Regions from separate parts of the Homo sapiens genome. Here regions 2 and 3 are each linked to region 1. A link is a loop called in an ENCODE intact Hi-C map of the cell type or tissue named here. Cell type or tissue: mammary epithelial cell. All regions are shown on one strand.

The links. Peaks named below come from ENCODE experiments on the same cell type or tissue, not always from the same donor. Only the 100,000 strongest peaks of a DNase experiment are listed, where the experiment ranks them.
Region 2: a loop joins it to region 1, with 11 times the contacts of the local background. A loop is called at or near these places in 25 of 110 quality-filtered maps.
Region 3: it touches region 1 in a loop (5-fold over the local background); 11 of 110 quality-filtered maps call a loop at or near these places.

The regions. Positions count from the first base shown.
Region 1 is chr2:69,723,137-69,727,136 of GRCh38, reverse strand. It overlaps a transcript of ANXA4 not described here. Among named protein-coding and RNA genes, the nearest start is that of ANXA4, 17 kb to the left of the region's middle. RefSeq lists an enhancer at 2,379-2,428. In mammary epithelial cell, a CTCF peak has its summit at 2,306 (motif pointing left); a DNase peak (open chromatin) is centred at 2,276.
Region 2 is chr2:69,891,831-69,895,830 of GRCh38, reverse strand. SNRNP27 (small nuclear ribonucleoprotein U4/U6.U5 subunit 27) reads right to left here and starts at 1,875. Exons shown (of 6, transcript NM_006857.3): 1 at 1,813-1,875; 2 at 617-737. The coding sequence starts at 1,846. RefSeq lists enhancers at 380-1,314, 1,513-1,572, 1,315-2,250. In mammary epithelial cell, no CTCF peak of the experiment used is centred here; DNase peaks (open chromatin) are centred at 1,480 and 1,870; H3K4me3 peaks cover 1,538 bases; H3K27ac peaks cover 1,673 bases.
Region 3 is chr2:69,796,930-69,800,929 of GRCh38, reverse strand. The region is part of intron 3 of ANXA4 (annexin A4); the gene reads right to left. SMANTIS (SMARCA4 interacting SWI/SNF chromatin remodeling complex scaffold lncRNA) reads left to right here and starts at 1,932. Exons shown (of 3, transcript NR_164155.1): 1 at 1,932-2,142. In mammary epithelial cell, no CTCF peak of the experiment used is centred here; DNase peaks (open chromatin) are centred at 1,629, 2,289 and 2,619; H3K27ac peaks cover 2,355 bases.

The DNA.
Region 1 (4,000 bases):
TTTTGGAGGCCAAGGTGGGAGGATTGCTTGAGCCCAGGAGTTCAAGGCCAGCCTGGGCAACATAGGGAGAGCCAGTGTCTAAAAAAATTAGCTGTGCGTGGTGGTGCACACCTGTAGTCCCAGCTACTCGGGAGGCTGAGGTGGGAGGATCACTTGAGCCCAGAAGTTCTAGGCTGCAGTGAGCCAGGATCATGCCACTGCACTCCAGCCTGGGCGACAGAACAAGACCCTGTATATATATATATTTGCTTGTGTGTGTGTGAAATGAATAGACCGTGGCATAGTCACATAATGGAATACAATACAGCAAGAGAAATATCAAACTACAAGTACACACAACAACGTGGATGTTAATATTGTGTGATGAAAGCCAGGCACACAACAGTACTTCTTATTTTATGTTATTGATAGAAAATTCAAAAGCAAGTGCAATTCATCTATGGTTTTAAAAGTCAGGATAATGGTTACCCTTGGGGTGACTAGAAGGGTTTCTGGGGTTCTGATAATATTCTGTTTCTTGATCTAAGCACTGATTACATGGTTGTGTTCACTTTTGGCAAATTCATTGAGCTGTGTGTTTCTCTGTATGTATGTTATGCTTCCATTAAAAGTTTATATTAAAGAAGTCAATCTTTTAGGCGAAATCATCGCATTTTTCTAGCATAGTAATAAAGACACAGCTAGTGTAAGCTGACAAATGAGTTAAACTCCTGAGCTGAAGAATGCTTGGATTGGCCCTGTATTAGTCTGTTTTCACATGCTATAAAGAACACCCAAGACTGGGTAATTTATAAAGAAAAGAGGTTTAATTGACTCACAGTTCTGAATGGCTGGGGAGGCCTCAGGAAACTTACAATTATGGCAGAAGGTAAAATGGAAGCAAGGCGTCTTACGTGTTGGCAGGAGAGAGTGAGGGGGGAAGTGCCACTTTTAAACTATCAGATCTCATGAACTCACCCACTATCATGAGAACATCACGGGGGAAACCGCCCCCATAATCCAATTACCTCGAGGTCCCTCCCTCGACACCTGGGGATTACAATTCGAGATGAGATTTGGGTGGGGACACCCAAGAGCACCCAGAGCAAAACCATATCAGGCTCTTCAGGAAAAATTATTTTCAAAATACACAATTGATCTCACTGAATAGCTCTGATAATTTTCTCAGCTGCATCCTGACAACTGCATAGTGAAAAAAAAGTCACAAGAACCAAATCATGAAGTGATGACTAAACATATTTTACAGAATTTTGTGCATTTATATATGTGAAAGAAAAACTAATAAAATGTCAGGTAAAATGAGGTGGCTCTTAAAATGCCATTGTTTTCCTTAAAAATAAATGATTACTTGATTTTTCTAGGAAAATACAAAACAGAGGCTGTGAGTGATCAAGAGTCTCATTTAGCCTCTTACAGTGCACATTAGCCTGAAGGCCACACACTCCCTTCACCCACTGTTTGCTCTTCTCTGAGCCTTGAGCCTCTTCAGCTCATGGGAATTGACTTTGAAGGTGGACAAGACGATGTACCAGCGTGATGGAAGTGTTCTGTGTCCTAATGGGGGCGGTGGCTACACTGGTGTATACATTTATTAAACTCACTGAACCGTACACTTAAGGCACACTTTTAAATACATTTAAAGGCACACATTTGAAGTGTATGGTATATTTATTTGGGGCAGCATTCATATATTTAAATAAATATACAATAAATAAATATATAAATAATAAATATACCATGTATTTATATATAAATAAATAATAAATTTATATATTTATAGATTTAAGTATATGGTATATTTATTTGGGGCATCATTTATATACATTTAAATATATAAATGATGCCTCAAATAAAAAGATGCCGAAATGATTAATGCTAAAATGATAGATGTTAATATATATGTTAATATGTTATATCTCTGTAAATAGCTATATGTCACCTTGAGTCAGAATTTATTAAACTGACATCCATTATGTTATCAGTAAGCCCTCCTGGCATTTCTCAGGTGGATGTCAGGAAGCTGAGCTCCCTGTGGCTTGACCTGCGTCTCCTGGGTTTAAACATCGGCTGACTGCAGGAGTCAGAGGGAGAAGAAAAGGAGACAGGCTGTGCATGAACTTGACGAGTGCCATGAAACAATTATTCCACTCAATAAAATTTCTTGACAGGATGAGCAGGTATTTTCAAATCGCATAATAATGAAGCTGGGATCAGCTAAACGTTCCACACGGACAGCGGCTGCAACCCAGCTTCCTCTCAAATTCCATCCTCAGGAAAGTGTTTCCAGTACTTAGGCGAGGACGCCATCTAGTGGCAGAAGAAGCAACCACAGGGCGAGAGCAGCGTGGCCGAATGAGTTCATCTTTCTTGCCCCAGCTTATCTTTCTTTCTTGCCCCAGCTTATCTTTCTTTCTTGCCCCAGCTTATCTTTCTTTCTTTGCCTTTTTACAGAACTAAGGTCTCTTGGCAGAAGGTAATTCTCCACTAGTGGACTGCCGGTGGTGGGTTAGTCACTCACCAAAGGGCTTGAAAGGATCTTCTGAAAAGATGCTTTGACACTGAAGAGAATTGAGGGGGCTCTTTTGAAGGGACAGAGTCAGACACTAAATCTCCCCTAGCCAGGACAGTAATGGTGACAGCTGGGGACACAAGGCTGCAATTAGCCCATACCTGCCTGACGTATTTGTACTAATTAGAAAAAGTCTTCTTTTATATGGGGGGATGAAGCCCCAGGGTGCACGACTTGGTAAATGGAATACTGGCTGTTTTTCAGCGGCCCTCCCTGCTTCTGCCAGGAACTCTTGTACAGTAGACAACCTGCACGACCATGTGCTGCAGCCCTTAGGCAGCAATAGTACCTTCTCCTGGCACCTCATTTGCCCACAGCAAACACCAGTTTCTAGGAGATGGGGCACAAGATGGGTACACCCACCCTCAAATGTATCCTTAAGGTATTTGGATAGCCATTGTTGCATGTGGATTTCCATTTCTTTTCTTTTTCTTTTTTTCTTTTTTTGAGATGGAGTTTCACTCTTGTTGCCCGGGCTGTAGTGCAATGGCGCGATCTTGGCTTACCGCAACCTCCGCCTCCCGGGTTCAAGTGATTCTCCAGCCTCAGCCCACCGAGGAGCTGGGATTACAGGCGTGCGCCACCGCGCCCGGCCCCATTTCAACAGTTCAGAAGTTTTTAGCTTTCGGGCCTAGGTTTTGAAAGCCTCTTGCAGCTGAAATGGAGAAAGGGTAGGAGCTTCTCATGTAGTGTCTTTAGGAAAATAGCATCACAGGCTGGGTGCAGTGGGTGGTGCATGCCTGTAATCCCAGCACTTTAGGAGACCAACGTGGGAGGATGACTTGAGCCCAGGAGTTTGAGATCAGCCTGGGGAATATAGCAAGACCCTGTCTCTATTAGAAGAAAGAAAACAAAATAAAATAGCATCACACAGCTATGTCATAAAAGACTGTAGTGTGGGATTGGACATCCAAAGTTATAGATAAACGGCATAAGAAATTTTATGTCATAAAATTTGTGGATAGACAAAAGACACACTGCAGAACTAAAGGAAAATGTTTATTCACTTAGCTAACATTTCCTAAGTACCCTGGTTGGAGACATTGGACTAGGAAGAGGGAACAATGGTGACTAGAACAAGAGTCTCTCTGCTTGGCAGACTCCATGGTCATCACCACATCCTTGCCCTAGAAAATGCCTGCTCTCCTCCCCTAGTCCACACTGCAAAAAGCTTGTCTTTTTTTTGAAGCCTTCTGGAGTTCAGGAGTTTCTTCATATCACTTTGGAGGCATCTTTTAGCACATCTTATTATAATTACTACATATTTATTTAGTAGCTTTTACCTCCCCCTGAATCAGCTTATTGTTTCTTTGTTTTCTATTTCATTGGTGTTTGCTCTTATCTTTATTATTTCCTTCATTATACTTTTTTTTTTTTTTGAGACAGTCTTGCTCTGTCGCCGAGGCTGGAGTACAGTGGCATGATCTCGGC
Region 2 (4,000 bases), 170 kb before region 1:
CCCAGCACTTTGGGAGGCCGAGGTGGGTGGATCACGAGGTCAGGAGATCAAGACCATCCTGGCTAACACGTTGAAACCCCGTCTCTACTAAAAATACAAAAAAAATTAGCTGGGTGTGGTGGCATGTGCCTGTAGTCCCAGCTACTTGGGAGGCTCAGCAGCAGAATTGCTTGAACCAGGGGAGGCAGAGATTGCAGGGGAGGCGGAGGTTGCAGTGAGCAGATTGCGCCGCTGCACTCCAGCCTGGGTGACAGAGCGAGACTCCGTCTCAAAAAAGAGGAAAAGAAAGGAAAAGGAAAAGAAAAGGAAAGGAAAGGAACGGAAGAAAGAAACAAAAATATAAAATACTTATTTCTTTTTCTTGCCAAGCACCATGCTCTGGGGTTTGCATGCATTATTTCTTACTTACTCTTTCAAGACAACTTTGTGATGTAGAGTACTATTAGCACCATTTAACCAAGGTGAATGTTAGCTTTAGAATAAGGTTGGATTAAGTTTCCTCCATTTCAGGAAACCGTAAATCCCCTTATAAGCGATGAAAACAAAGTTAAGAGCTGCGACCAGTTTCTTAGGGACTTTCGGTAAATAAAACTCTTGGCTTATTTTCTGCCCTTACCGGGAGCGTCTTCGGTGCGGGGATCGCGAGCGGCTCCTTCTCCGATCTCTCTCCCGAGACCTGGACCTTTCTCGGCGCCTGCGTTCTCTCTCCCGGGATGTGGACCGGGAACGCCTACGTTCTAATGCAAACGCACACAAATTGCAGAACTGATAATTACCTCAAATATCTAGAGCTGCGCCGTCCAGTAGAAAAATAATGCAAACCATTACTAGTCACATTAAAAAGGTAAAAAGAGGCTGGGAGCGGTGGCTCACGCCTGTAATCCCAGCACTTTGTGAGGCTGGCGGGCGGATCACAAGGTCAGGAGTTCGAGACCAGCCTGGCCAACGCGGCGAAACCCCGTCTCTAATAAAAATACAAAAATTAGCCAGGCGTGGTGGCACGGACGGGTAATCCCAGCTACTCGGAAGGCTGAGGCATGAGAATCGCTTGAACCCAGGAGGTGGAGGTTGCAGTGAGCTGAGATCGGCCACTGCACTCCAGCCTGGGCGGGCGACAGAGCGAGACTCTGTCTCATTAAAAATAAATAAATTGATTTAAAAAAAAAACGAATCAGGGGCAGAACCGAGGGTCTAAGTTAGATCTCCTAATGGAAGTCCAGGGTTCTTTACGTCGCGCTGCCTCATTTATGGGGCTGGTAGCCAGAAAACATTACGAAGTGAGCTCCCAGGACTCAAAATTCTTAATATCGATTTCCCTGTAATGACCTGGGCAGGAATCTAACATTTATTAAGTATTTAAGAACCAGGCAGAATCACATACTGTATGTTATGGGATGTGACATTAATTCTCACATCAGTTTTTAAAAGTTGGCAATACTACCCTCAATGACTCATTCTGGGAATTCGATTCAGAAAGGCTGAGTAGTGACTTGCCCACCGTCGCCCAGAAATTCAGCAAAGGAACTGAGGTCTAATTCTAAACCCACCGGCCACAGTGTAATAAAAGTTATTGTATGAAGGTGACAAAGACTTAATGAAACTAATTCAGAGACAAACAACTGCCTTCAAACCGGAGAGGGCGGGCTGAAGAGGGCAGGGCCCAGGTCTACGTTCCTTTATCCACCCCTCGCTCTCCGCCTGGGAAAAGGGCCCGCCTCTCTGCTACGCGGCTACCAAAAACAAAACAAAATAAAACAAAAGGGACAGGCCTCCAACAGAGCCCCATATCCTCCGAATTGCTACAGGACTCACCCCTCCGTGGAGAGCGGCTGCGACTGCGACCCATTTGGAGTCCCGCTTCCCGGAAACAACTGTGCAACAACTTCCGGGAGGGCCGGGAACCGAGCTTTTACCGCCGACCAGAAAACGTCAAAACGAGTTGCGAGGGTTCCGGTCTTCTTTGTTCACGGTGGGCATTAAAACATGCGATTTGGTGTTATTATAGAAATTCCTGGAAAATTCAGCCGTATACCCATTATCCTAACACAGCTTTCATTTTTCCCCCATTTTTGTCCACATGCACAAAATAGAGCAAACCAATTGTAAACATAGCATAGACAAACAGCTTATGTTCTTCCACTTTTCCACATAACATTCATAAGGAGTGAATATACCAAAGTTCACTGTCCATCTGCTTTATATTTTCTCATGCCAGCATTGAGAAGGCACCCAAAACCTCCTATGGGCTCTTGGAAGGAAAACTAAAGGCCCCAGATTCCATCCTACCCGACAAAGTACTTCCCCAAAGTTGCCTCTGTCCTCAGGGAAAACAACAACAACAACAACAAAAACTTTAGAATGTTCAAAACTACAAAAATTAGGAGAAAGACTGTCTTGCCCCAAGGCTGAACCGTCTGTGGTAGAGCATAAATATGCTTACCAGGAAAGACTCAAACCTCTATTTCTTATTTTATTTTATTTTGTTCCAGGGTACATTTGCAGGATGTGCAGTTTTGTTACATAGGTAAATGTGTGCCATGGTGGTTCGCTACACCTATCAACCCATTAAGCCTTGCATCTATTAAGCTATTCTTCCCAATGCTCTCCCTCTCCCCAGCTCCTCCCCCTACAGGCCCCAGTGTGTGTTGTTCCTCTCCCTGTGCCCATGTGTTCTCATTGTTCAGCTCCTACTTATAAGTGAGAACATGCAATGTTTGGTTTTCTGTTTCTGTGTTAGTTTGCTGAAGATAATGGCTTCTAGTTCCATCCATGTCCCTGCAAAGGACATTATCTCGTTCCTTTTTATGGCTGTGTAGTATTCCATGGTGTATACGTACCACATTTTTTTAATCCAGTCTATCATTGATGGGCATTTGGGTTGATTCTATGTCTTCGCTATTGTGAATAGTACTGCAGTGAACATATGCGTGCAAGTATCTTCGTAATAAAATTATTTATATTCCTTTGGGTATATACCCAGTAATGGGATTGCTGGGTCAAATGGTATTTCTGGTTTTAGGTCTTTGAGGAAACACCACATTGTCTTCCACAATGGTTGAGCTAATTTACATTCCCACCAACAGTGTAAAAGTGTTGAACCTCTGTTTCTAATCAAACCAACTCTTTTCAGTCAGCTCTCTCTAGAATTATCAAGTCTAGTGACCTGGCTTTTAAAATACAAAGAGCTGGGGGATGGAAAGGGACTTTATTAGGTTGGAAAAAATGCCCACCAATCACATAAATTTTTAATTAGATTTATACATTCAGAGTGGCCTGTTTAATACCTGTCCCAACCCAAACTTCCAGGAAAGATCCAGCCATGACATCTAGGATTTCTACCAACAGCCCCAACCCCCAGATGCCTTTGGAATTACCCTGGCAAAGCATGCACTAGGTGTAGAATGGGGAGGTTCAAGGGAGGTGCAGACCCCAGGGAAGAAGATTTAGGGACATCATTGGAGAAACACACCACTAATGATAGCCAGGCGTGGTGACGCATGCTTGTAATCCCAGCTACTTGGGAGGCTGAGGCAGGAGAATTGCTTGAACCTGGGAGGTTGAGGTTGCAGTGAGCTGAGACTGCGCCACTGCACTCCAGCCTGGGCGACAGAGTGGGACTCCGTCTCAAACAAAAAAAAAAAAAAAGAAAGAAGAAGCACACCACTAATGATTGAAGAAATTATCCACAGGAAAGACAGGATTTATGGGAAGCCTAAGGGGGTATGTACTAGATGTGTAAGAGAGGAAGAACATGGTGGCCTCAGGTGGTGGCTGAAAATACTCTTTCTTTCTCTTTCTCTTTCTCCTTCTCCCCTCAGGGCTGGGGTCTCATCTGATGAAAATGCTTTTTAAGAAACCCCTCACCCGGCGCGGTGGCTCACGCCTGTAATCCCAGCACTTTGGGAGGCCGAGGCGGGCGGATCACGAGGTCAGGAGATCGAGACTACAGTGAAACACCGTCTCTACTAAAAATACAAAAAATTAGCCGGAGGTGGTGGCG
Region 3 (4,000 bases), 74 kb before region 1:
TTTTCTGGAATCCCTCTCTGTAGCAGAGAGCTAGTCTCTTTCTTTTCCCTATTAAACTTCCACTCTTAACCTCACTCTTTGTGTGTCTACGTCCTTGATATCTGTGGCCGTGAGACAACAAACCATGGGTGTCACCCCAGACGAGGCCACTTCACTGCTGCAAGACACTTTTCTGTGGATTTACCATGACTCCCCTAGACCTCCGCACATGCCATTCCATTCACCTGAAACACCTTGTCCCTTAATTCTGTTTACAGAAACTCAATCATCTCCCAAGGTCCATTTTAACATCTACATCCTCCAAGAAGCTTTGCCCGATGCCCCCAAGTGAAATGTGATCTCTTCTCTTTGAACCCCAGTGGGATCTTATTTGTGCCCCTCCTGTCACTGTTATATTATGAATTAATCATAGTTATTTTTGTGCATGCCTTAGCTGTGCTAGTATTCATAGACTATTTGAACACAAGAACTAGGGATTATAATCCTTGTCTTCTCCAACAGTCTGCCTTGCATTGGCCCACACATAACAGGCACTGAAAAGGGGTTGGTTGTGCCAAATGTCTCCTCACCCTTTATGCTGATAATTCTGAATGTAACATGGGCTACATTTTGAATTATGGTGTCCTTGTAACCAAAGAATTAGGATAAACTGAAAAAAAAGGTGGGTCCTATGCCTTTCTCTTTTTATGAAAAAGGGAAAAGAAGAAGATACATAGATTCAGGACAATGTTCTCTTCAGAGATGGGCAGCAGCATAGAACAGTGGCTTGAACTCCAGCTCTGGAATCAGACTTGAGGCAGCTGATCATGCAAAGATGAAAGGAAAGTGTTCTAGGAATTATCTAGAATCCTGAATATACCACTTAATAGTTCTGAGACCGTGGGCAAGTCAGCCAGCCTCACTCACTATACTTTACCTTCTCAACAGTAAGACAAGCTTCTGTCAGGATTAAAACAGATAACCCATGGAAAGCATCTATCTCTATGTCTGACACATAGTAGAGCTTAATAAACATTTTCTATTATTGCTACGGTTGTTGTTACTGTTAGCAACATTGAGGCTGAGTAAAATGAATTCTTTTTGGATAGAAAGATGGTCTCATGGTCAAGTGTTTTTACCCAAATCTCAAGGAGATTCTAAATAGCAGCTAAGAACCAGGGGATACTTCTCTGGCCAAAAGTCTACTGAGACAAGGTCTTGGGGGCAGAGGCTAGGCCAGGTAGTTTGTGGTGCACATAGAATCACTGTACCTACCCAGCATGAAGGTGTTGGCCCCCAAGGAGCTAACTGGAGGGTAGCATGCTGGAAGACACTACCAGTGTTATAGGAGGCAAAAAGAAATTATTTAGGTAGACATTTAGGGTAAAGTGAGTCCCCAGCAGAAAACTTTCCTTTTAACAAAAAGCAGCTCAAAAATAGCTCCCTTTCTAACCACACACAGTTAAAAAAAATCACTTCTCTTCTAACAACAAGTAACCTGAAAGTTCAGGCTGTAAAATACAGATAAGACAGCTCAAGCACAGAAGAAGGGGTGGAAGTCTCCTGGGTAATTGCCAAACTTCACACTTATACAATGGGCCCCAGTAAAACAGTGGGTCTTAATAAGCACATTCCTTTCCCTTTAGGTGCACTAAGATAGAGAAACTAAAAGCAGACTCATGGGGCGGATGCCTGCAGCTGCAAGAAGATGTATGGGAACAGACACAGAAACTCTCCCTCCCAGATAAGCAAGACAAAGAAACACAGACTAAGAGTCAGCCTATGTGGTCAGGGAATGGGATAAAAGCTGATAAAAAAAATTCTGCTCTATATAGATAGCACACTTGGTCGCAGCTAAACCATCAGGCCCTAAGAGGATAAGACATCCCCTCCTCATGAGGCCCCTCCTCCCTAGACCATTTATAAAAACCCTGACATTTTTACTACTGCTTAGCAACCTGCTCGGGACCCCTCTCTGTGACTGTGAGCTGTTCTGTTCTTTTGCCTATTAAACTCCTGCTCCAAACTCACTCGATGTGTGTGTGCATGTCCTTGACCTCAATATCTGGTCGTGTGACCAAGAACCTCAGTATTCACCCCAGACAACAAGGCTGCTTCATTTTGAGGGCTCGTCTGGGATTTGAAGGTGACTTCATCAGAATGGTGAGTAAAGGAGCGGACTCTACTTTCACTTCCGAGGCTTCTTGTCCTCCGTTTTTATTCTCTCAAATAACTATCAAAAACACCGGGCATCTGACAGCTGATTAAGGAGCCACAAGGGCTGGCCACCAGTCTTGAAGACTCAGATGTGAGGCTTGCTGGGGAGGACCTGCCCTCAGGGTGCCGGGAATGTTGGCTGTGTCCAAACTAGTTTCTTTTCACAGAAAGCCTGGTTGTTGTATGGGGCTGGAATAGGTCCTGGAGCAACTGAGAATTTCTGGCCAGGGCCACACCCTGGTGTTATTCAAAAGGCTCCTGGACTGACCCCAGCCTCTGATTGCCTGACTGGGTGTCAGCCATAGGATCTCCAAGTTTTCCTATTGCAAATCTTATTTTCCTCCTTTCCTTTCTGCAGTCACCATGTCTCCCATCTCCTCTCTGTATGCAATGCTGCAGGAATTTTTATAGCCCAGGAAATAATTCAATTAGGCAGGTTTAGCAACCACCGTAGTAACCAGGAATGCAGGTTAAGGGATTGCTGTTTTTCTGACTTTTTACAGACAGGGGAATTCCATGATCCAGATCTCAAAGACTATTTAACTCCTAATGATAATACTTCCTGGGGTTGGGTGGGAGGTTATTTTCCCCCCAGTAAATGCCCCTCTGTCCACTTAGGCTGTTTCTTTTCCCATGTGAGGAACCAGCACTGTCCAGTCGGACCGGATAGCCCCTCTATGAGGCAAACTAACTTTCTCCTGTTAGGAGGTATGCTGTGGGGACAGCATGCCACAGGTCAGACTTCTCTCTCCATCCTTTGTTTAAAGAGCATATGGAGGCAAAGTTACTGCCTGGTATTCCACTAGCACCACCTAGTAAAATGGGAATCCTCTCCATGAGGAATCTTGTCTGCCCTTTGCTAAAAGTCTCTGGCTTTTCAGTTCTCCTCCCTTTTACATCCCTCTAATAGAGACCAAACCTTATGCCCCCTCTGCAAGTGGGAGAACTCTGCTTTCAGCAGCAAGGAGGAACATGTCCTCCAAAACCAAATTTTAGTCTCAGTACTCTCTCTGTTAGCAGGAAGGCCACCATTTGACCCTTACGTTCTCTGAAGACACCCATTCTGCCTACAACTAGAATGGCATCTAAATAGAAAGGGGATTTTATGTCTGGAAGTTAACCGGAACCACCACCTAAGAATAAATCCTCTAGTCCAGTCCATAATAGCAGAGTATAAAGCTCATTCCAGTACACTCCCTCTATTAAGGGGCCTTGCTTAAATGCAAGTGTTACATTATCTCTCCGGAGATCCATTTATCAAGAAGCCACACAGGTCACACAGGTCTAGGAGGTCAGAGAGTAATTACCCAATTATTAGGCAGAGGACTGAGGTCATATGGGTAAACATGACTAGCCCATTGATTAGGTCCTCTGGTATTACGCTTGGGGGTCACACCTGCAACCATGGGGCTGCAACTATGGTGCTGGGACCCGGGGACCAAGGAGGGAGAACAGCCAGGAGGACTCTCCTACTGTGTCCCCTCCTCCCTGAGTCACATTGAAAAGAACCAGGAGACCGAGGAAACCTCTATTCTTGTCTCTTTTGCAGATGGGTAACAAGCCATCTTCAGCCGGCACTCCTCTGGAGTGCATTCTGAAGCACTGGGAGTCCTTTGACCCTAAAACTTTGAAGAAAAAGCAGCTCATTTTCTTTTGCAGAAGGGCATGGCCTTCTTACTGTCTCAGGGATGAACAGACATGGCCAGCTGAAGGGAACCTTGATTTTAATCTTATCCATCAATTAGATCTTTTCTGTAGACAGGAGAGCAAATGGTCCAAGGTCCCCTATGCACAGGCTTTCTTT